Regions from separate parts of the Homo sapiens genome. Here region 2 is linked to region 1. Evidence: chromatin contacts called from ENCODE Hi-C or POLR2A ChIA-PET data. All regions are on one chromosome and are shown on one strand. The core of a region is the stretch at or near the end of the contact, and the rest is flanking DNA. Distances in the headings are between cores, read along the strand shown.

Region 1 (4,054 bases), core at 1,392-3,891:
TGTTTGGAACTTTTGCATGTATGTTTATGAGAGGAATTGCTTTTTAATTTTGACTTTTCTTGAAATATCCTTGTCAAGTTTTGGTGTCAAGGTCATGCTTGTCTCCTAAAATGTACTGGTAAATGCTCTTCTTTTTTCATTATTTGGAAGCATCTGTATAAGATGGGTGTTATTTATTTCTTTTTAAAATTATTATTATTATTGAGACAGAGTCTCTCTCTATCAACCAGGCTGGAGTGCAATGGCATGATCTTGGCCCACTGCAACCTCTGCCTCCCAGGTTCAAGCAATTCTTGTGCCTCAGCCTCCCAGGTAGCTAGGATTACAGGCGTGCAACACCATGCCCAGCTAATTTTTGTATTTTTAGTAGAGACGAGGTTTTGTCATGTTGGTCAGGCTGGTCTCGAACTCCTGGCCTCAAATATTCTCCTGCCTCAGCCTCCTAAAGTGGTGGGATTACAGGCGTGAGCCACCATGACTGGCCTATTTCTTTCTTAAAAATTTGGTAGAATTTGGCCAGGCGTGGTGGCTCATGCCTGTAACCCCAGTACTTTGGGAGGCCGAGGTGGGCAGGTCAGGAGTTCAAGATCAGCCTGGCCAATATGGTGAAACTCCATCTCTACTAAAAATACAAAACTTAGCCAGGTGTGGTGGTAGGCGCCTGTAGTCCCAGCTATTTAGGAGGCTGAGGCAGGAGAATTGCTTGAACCTGGGAAGCGGAGGTTGCAGTGGGCTGAGATGGTGCCACTGCACTCCAGACTGGGTGAAAGAGCAAGACTGTCTTAAAAAAAAAAATTGGTGGAATTTTCACATTTATTGGCCTAGAGTTGTTCAGAATATGCCCTTATGATCTTTTTAATGTCTGTGGTATTTGCAGTGATGCCCCTACATATTGGTTAGTGATGCCACTGATATCAGTTTATTTTGATTTTCTTTGCTCCGTTGCTCAGACTGGAGCACAGTGGCCCGATTATAGCTCACTGCAGCCTTGAGCTCAAGCAAACCTCCCGTCTCATCCTCCCAAGTAGCTAGGACTGTAGGTGTGCATCACCAAGCTGGGCTCTTTTCTTTTTGATCAATCTTTCCAGAGTTTATCGAATGTATTAGTATTTTCAAAGAGCTAATGTTAGTTGGTTGAGACTCTCTTCTTAAAAAATATCTTTTAGGCTGGGCGTGGTGGCTCACGCCTGTAATCCTAGCACTTTGGGAGGCCGAGGTGGGCAGATCACTTGAGGTCAGGAGTTCGAGATCAGCCCAGCCAACCTGGTGAAACCCCGTCTCTACTAAAAATACAAAAATTCGCCAGGCGTCGTGGCGCGTGCCTATAATCCCAGCTACTTGGGAGGCTGAGGCAGGAGAATTGCTTGAACCTGGGAGGTGGAGGCTGCACTGAGCTGAGATTGAACCATTGTACTCCAGCCTATAGAGATGAGGACTCAATATGTTGGGCAGGCTGGTCTCCAACTCCCGCCCTCCAGCAATCTGCCCGCCTTCGCCTCCCACAGTGATGGGATTACAGGCACCAGCCACCACAGCAAGCCTTTGTGGAGCCTATCGAAGCTTGCTTTCTCTTTTATTAATTTCTCTTTTTTAAACATTTCCTTCATCCCATTATTTTTCAGTTTAATCTTTTTTCTAACTTCTTGGGATGTACGATTATATCAAAAATCCTCTTCTCAATGAGATCTCTCTTGAACATCACATTTCAGACTGAAATCACCTTGTTGTTCCCATTCTCCTCTCCTCTTTATTTTTCTCCTTGGAACTCACCACCACTTAACATACCACATATTTTCCTTATTTATTTTTGTCTCTCCCCATCAGAATACAATCTCCATGAAGGCAAGGACTTTTGTTTACTTTGTTCACTGCTGAATCCCCAGGACACAAACCAGTTCCTGTTTAATAAATAAAACAAGGAATGAATGTGTTAGATGAAGAAACAATAAGAGCTAAATTTATTGAGCACTTACTGAGACTCAATTATATTCACTCATGCATTTATTTATTCAGTTATTTACTTATGCAGAGAAGGGGTCTCGCTTTGTTGCCCCGGCTGGTCTCCAACTCCTGGCCTCAAGCAATCCTCCCGACTCAGCCTCCCCAGGATTACAGGCGTGAACCAGCACGCCCGGTGGAGACTCAATTATAAGGGGCTCACAGATAACATCTAATTCTTACAGAGGAGTAAACTGAGGCACAAGTAAGCAGGAGAGCCGTGATTAGAAACCTAGGTCTAACTCACAGCCCGTGAGCTTTCCTCCAAGCCCCGAGGCTTCCCCTTAAAAAAGCCAGCAAGGGGCGAGACTCGGAGGGCAGAACCCACGGAGGGCGGAACCCACAGAGGACAGAGCCCGCGCTCGCGAGCACGGCCTTGTCCGACCCCCCGTGCCGCCGGAGGAGCAAGTCTGTCTTGGAATGAATGATCGTCGGAACGGAGCTTGATCAAACCACTCAGCAGTAGGCGTCGCCCACTTTCTTATTGGTTGGTTTTGGTTCTCAAGAGTAGGAAAGTTAGGTAGTCCGCGAGGGGTCTGCGAGCTTTGCGGAGCCTCGCCCCCGAGCGCGCGGTTTCCCTGCCGCGCAGGCGCACGGAATCCTAGGCGCGGATCTCGCGTTTCCGGCCGGAAGCTTCTCCAGCCTTTCCCGGAAGCTGCGCTCGCTACCCGGGTAACGGGTCCCGGCTGTGGAAGCTCCCGCGGCGCCGCGATGGACCTCGAGGAGGCGGTAAGGAGGCGGTGCACCTGGCGGGCCACGATCGCCGGGGCCGGAGGAGAGAGAAGCTGAGGAGGAGCGGCGGAGGACGCCGCGGGTTGGGGCGGCGACGCCACCGGCTGGAGGAAGGCGGGGCGGAGGGCTGCAGGGCGGGCTAAGGACTGGGGCTGGCCGGCCGCATGCGCGCGCGGCTTTGGTAAAGAGGCTGGAGTTTCTGGCTCGGCGAGGTTGTGGGGGAGGGAGGGTGTGGTGTTTGTCGTTATGGGTGTGTTTAAGGATGAAGCTGTGGGTTTTGTGGGGTGGCCACCCACAGGGCTCATCCTCGAGACTGGACCACCCACAAGTTCCCTTTAATGCTGGGGTGGGTGAGGGAGGGGCAGGGGTTGGAACCTGAGATGCCGCCGGGTAACCCCTGTCGGTCTCTCCGGGAATCCTTGCCACTGTCTCCAGCAGGGATTCTAAATTCGGGTTTGGGAACTCCCCAAATTGTCCAGCTATCATTCATCGTAGTGTTAGTACGGGGTCACTGAACACTTTACCAAGTTGCCAAAATTGATTTGGCATGCATTTTGTTTTGTTTTAGGTACTACGTAAAATGGCACATTTTTGTTTTTTATTTTTGAGACAAGATCTCACTTCTTCCCCCAGGCTGGAGTACAGTGGCACGATCACGGCTCACTGCAGCCTCGAATCCTGGGCTCGAGAGATCCTTCCGCCTCAGCCTTCCAATGAGCTAGGGCTACAGACATGCACCACCAAGCCCGGCTAATTTTTTTTTTTTTAATTTTTTGTAGGGGCAGGGGTCTCGCTATGTTGTCCAGACTGGTATTGAACTCCTGGGCTCAGGCGATCTTCCTGCCTCAGCCTCGCAAAGTGCTGGGATTATAGGGGTGATCCCCCGCCCTCGGCCAAATGGCACACGCTTTGATGGTATTAAATGATACTCGATAATTAGATCAATGCTAACAACAAGTCAAACTCCAAAGAGTTGGGGATCAGAGAATTAGGCCTGTATATACAGGAGCAGTACGGTCTTATAGTAGAGGCTTAAAAAATGTTTACTGATGATGGTTGGCTAACTTCTGTAAATGCTAGGCTGATGAAATGAATAATTGTAACTCACCATTAGCTAGCGTATACCCAGACTAGGGATCATGTCTGGTCTGTTTTGCTCACCATTGAATCCCCAGCACCTAGTAAAAAGCCTGGTACACACATAGTTGATACCCCTTATGCTGCCGAGTGAATAAATCGAAACTTGAAACCATTACAAATCTAGTTCCTCTGTGGTATGCGCTTTTAGTGTCCTGGAGGAGTTCCAAATTGTATTTGCATTTTT
Region 2 (3,719 bases), core at 390-2,889, 1.0 Mb after region 1:
GGATCAGAGAAGCATCAAGAAGAGGATTACGTGCAGGAAAGTGGCAGAGACGTAGTTCAGGAAAGCCTACCAGGAGAGGAGGCGTTTAGAGGGATGATAATGTGGTTCATTATAGACATGAAAATAATCTCACTATCGTCATAATAGGTGTGAGACTCCATTACAAAAAGCATGTATGAAATCCCTTCTGGATTGGGCACCATGGCTTATGTCTGTAATTCCAGCACTTTGGGAGGCCGAGGTGGGAGGATCACTTGAGTCCAGGAATTTGAGACCAACCTGGGCAACATGACACTACCCCATCTCTACAAAAAACCAAAAAATTGGCTGGGTGGGTGTGGTGGTGCGTGTCTATAGTTCCAGCTACTTGGGAGGCTGAGGTGGGAGGATCGCTTGAGCCTGAGAGGTGGTGGTTGCAGTGAGTCAGCTGTGTTAACGACACTGCACTTCAGCCTGGATACAGAGCGAGACCCTGTGTCAAAAAAAAAAAAGAAGAAGTAAAGAAAACACATACACACACCCACACAAACACACACACACACGCGCACACACACACGAAACCCCTTCTGTAAACAAATGAGGATGTGGTCAGTGCCCTTCAGCTCAAGCCACAGACCAGCATCTGAACAACCCTGGGCTCATTGCAACCAGGAAGGGAGCACACTGCGCAAGGCCCTGGGGTGTCTCAGGAGAGGGGTTCAGGAAGGACCTGCTCACTTGGGCTGCATTAGGGGATTTGGAAGAGGTTTTAAGGATGCGGAGCTTTCCTCCTTGGATTGGATTCTATCGGAAAGCAGGGCTAATTCTGTGAATTGTGGTCTTAAATCTTTTCCAGAAGGAGAGAGGAATGAAGTGAAGCTAGAGCTGTTCTTGGTGAATAAACTGCAGTCCCTCATAGTAGCCAGGCCAGGGAGTGTTTGAAACAGCAGGAGGGACGCCTGAACTCTTAGGGGAAGAAAGCAGGAGATAGTGGGTGCGGTGACGGGAGGGAGTGGAGGATGGCCTTTCTGTAGGGAAGGAGGGGGCTGGCTTGGGAGGAGCAGAGAAGTTAGGACGATCCTTCTGTGACCCACACAGACAAAGAGCTCCCGGTCATGGCTTTTTGATATAAAATCTCAGCCGCTGAGCTCGCTAGCATTTAGGACTCAGGAGCGCACACGGCTGCGGTTGCTTGTTTTTCCAGCCGTCTCTTCATTTCTTTGCTTGATTCCCAAGCATGTGTCAGAGTTAATGGAGCGGTTCTATTATTAAACCACTTAGAAATTTAAAAGGCAATGTACTCAGGTTTGAATGGGACCATTAGTTATTGGGAAAACAACATTTGTAAGAGAATTCCTTATAAAGCTCAATGTTACCCCTTGGAACCACATCCCTGAAAAAAACAGGATCACCTCCAGAGCTTAGAAACCGGCTACTCTGTGCATTTGGTAAAAAGCAAAGGCATCTCTATTTCCAGTGGAGTGCTTCACGAAACACTTCAAAATATAGATCTGAAACTCGCTTTCTGGTTTAGTGTCTACCGAGAAGGTGAGATTCAGTTTTCACTTTTGAAGAAGTGTGCAATGCTGCTGAAAGCCACAAGGGCTTCCTTTGGCAGAACCTACACCTGCTAAGATGCCAGGGCGCCATGCGCCGTTCTGTTCTTTACTGAGAGTCATCAAATGTATTTTAAACTATATTTTTGTTGATGGAGGCATGGTGGCTTTAGGATATGGTGAAGATGTGGAAGGGGCCGGGGTGGGGGACTGTCAGCTGGGCAGTCTGGAGAGAGTCCTAGGAGGTCTTGTGGCATTATCTGTGCCCCAGTTCTATTTCCTGCTGGCTAGCAGACACAGAGCAGCCTCGACCTTGGCATTAACCCATGTTTGCGTGGCTCAGCAATTTACAAGTCTCATCCATAGGCATTACTTCACCCATTTCAGATCTCTCTCGGAAACAGGTGCAAATAGTTTCCTTCAAAGGGCACACATTGCTCACACAGTCAGAGTCAAGGCGAATTTGAATTGTACCCACGAATTTGAATTGTACCCAGTTCCAAATTTGTCTGGCCTCTATGTGCCAAGTTAGACATATGTATGTGTGCATAAATGAGGTGTCTGGCACGGGACCTAGAGGCAACTGGGAAGGGTGAAAAGCTAGATTTGGAGCTATGAAGACCTGAGTTCAGGTCTTGGCTTGGTCTCTTATTAGTTACTTGACGTTGGGCAAGTTATTTGCCCCTCTGAGGGTAAATTTACCTCTTCTACAAGATGGAGCTGGTTACAGTACCTTCTTCTCAGAGGGATTTCGAGGCACATATGAGACATGGAATGTGGAAGCATCTTATAAATGATGAAGCACCCTGCATTGGAGATCACCGGCAAACTCAGCGTGTCTCACGGAGGGTGTGATCAGAACGCTGGAAGACCTTGGAGTCCTATCGTGTGTGATGGTGAAAAAACCAGCATGGCTTAGCCCCAGAGACAAGTTCATCCCTCACTGCCAGTTTCTGGCAGGTCGACACGGTGTAGAGGAGCTATGACAAAGCGAGTGGGTCCCTGGGGGACTTCTGCTGAGTCACCTCTGAGTCTCAGTGCCCAGCCCGGTGCCCAGCACATGATGGGGAAGTAGAATCTAATCGAACAGTGACCACTAGGAACCACAGGTGCACTTCTTCTCTCCTTTGTTCCTCCCTCTTCCCTCTCCTCCTCCTGTTTATTTTTGTGTTAGTTCTCTCTGGCTGATGTTCAAATAGCTCTAATTATTGAGTTGTCATTTTGCATTTAATTGTTTGCCCATGAGTTGATTCACTTATTTAACACAATTTATTCCAATGCACACACTTATTGTGCAAAATGAGAGCATTTAGCTGTGACATTGACAGGGGATCAGAGACCAGGAACAGAGTTCAAGAACGCTCTTCCTGAGCAAGTCAGCTGAACACTACTCCCGCCCCAAAGCCTCCTTAGTCAGGTAACACTGCCCCCACCCCAAAGCTTCCCTATCCGTGAAACTGGGAAGAAGACAACTCTGTCCTCAGTATTGTGGAGCAGATCACATATGTGTGAACACTCTGTATTAACTGAGAAGATATGAGGTCTTTTTCGCAGAACAGATGCTTCCCAGAGAAAACCAGACAGTTGCCATCCAGAAAGAGGGGTGATGACGGTCAGCGAATTTATAAGGTAGAGTCTTCAGACCAGGGAAAAATCACTTTCAGGGATTCTGGAAGCTCCTGGGGAGCACTCATGGGGTCATCAATTCTTGCTGAGGAAGTTAAATCAATCAGCAGTAGTTCCCAGTTCTCTGCAAATGCTATAATGTCCTTGGGGGATATTAAAGCTACTTTTTCTCTAAAAGAATGAGGAATGGGGAAAGGAGTTCATAAAAGCTTGTTCCATTCAATGCTGAGCTATTTGGTGTTTGAAAAAAATCTTTGTTTGCTGCCCTAACCAGATGAGTGGCTTAAATAATATAAATGTATTTTCTTACAGTTCTGGAGGCTGGAAGTCTGAGATTGGGCTGCCAGCACAGCTGGGTTCTGAAAAGGGTCCTCTTCCTGACTCCTGGATAGCTGTCTTCTTGCTGTGTGCTCACACAGCCACATCAGAGAGCTCTGACTTCGCTTCTTTTTTTTTTTTTTTTTTTTTTTTTTTTTGAGACAGAGTTTCGTTCTGTTGCCCAGGCTGTAGTGCAGTGGCGCGATCTTGGCTCACTGGGTTCAAGTGATTCTCCTGCCT

Evidence for each region. Hi-C counts contacts between places; a loop is a spot of excess contacts on that map. ChIA-PET counts read pairs that join two places held with the same protein, here RNA polymerase II (POLR2A). Pooled maps may share reads with other maps.
Region 2: a pooled map shows a loop between it and region 1 (8-fold over the local background). The contact joins the enhancer-like site here to the promoter of TAF1B in region 1. A Hi-C loop is called at or near these places in 2 of 50 pooled maps. POLR2A ChIA-PET finds 5 or more read pairs at or near these places in 2 of 52 experiments (activated CD4-positive, alpha-beta T cell and activated T-cell).

The regions. Positions count from the first base shown.
Region 1 is chr2:9,840,833-9,844,886 of GRCh38, forward strand. It overlaps TAF1B (TATA-box binding protein associated factor, RNA polymerase I subunit B), which reads left to right and starts at 2,642. Exons shown (of 15, transcript NM_005680.3): 1 at 2,642-2,727. The coding sequence starts at 2,710. RefSeq lists a silencer at 2,923-3,002.
Region 2 is chr2:10,863,497-10,867,215 of GRCh38, forward strand. No RefSeq gene overlaps it. Among named protein-coding and RNA genes, the nearest start is that of LINC01954, 13 kb to the right of the region's middle. RefSeq lists silencers at 387-436, 1,467-1,636. Within about 2 kb of position 1,640, at least 3 of the 41 ENCODE cell types and tissues checked have a DNase peak (open chromatin) inside an H3K27ac peak, as active enhancers do.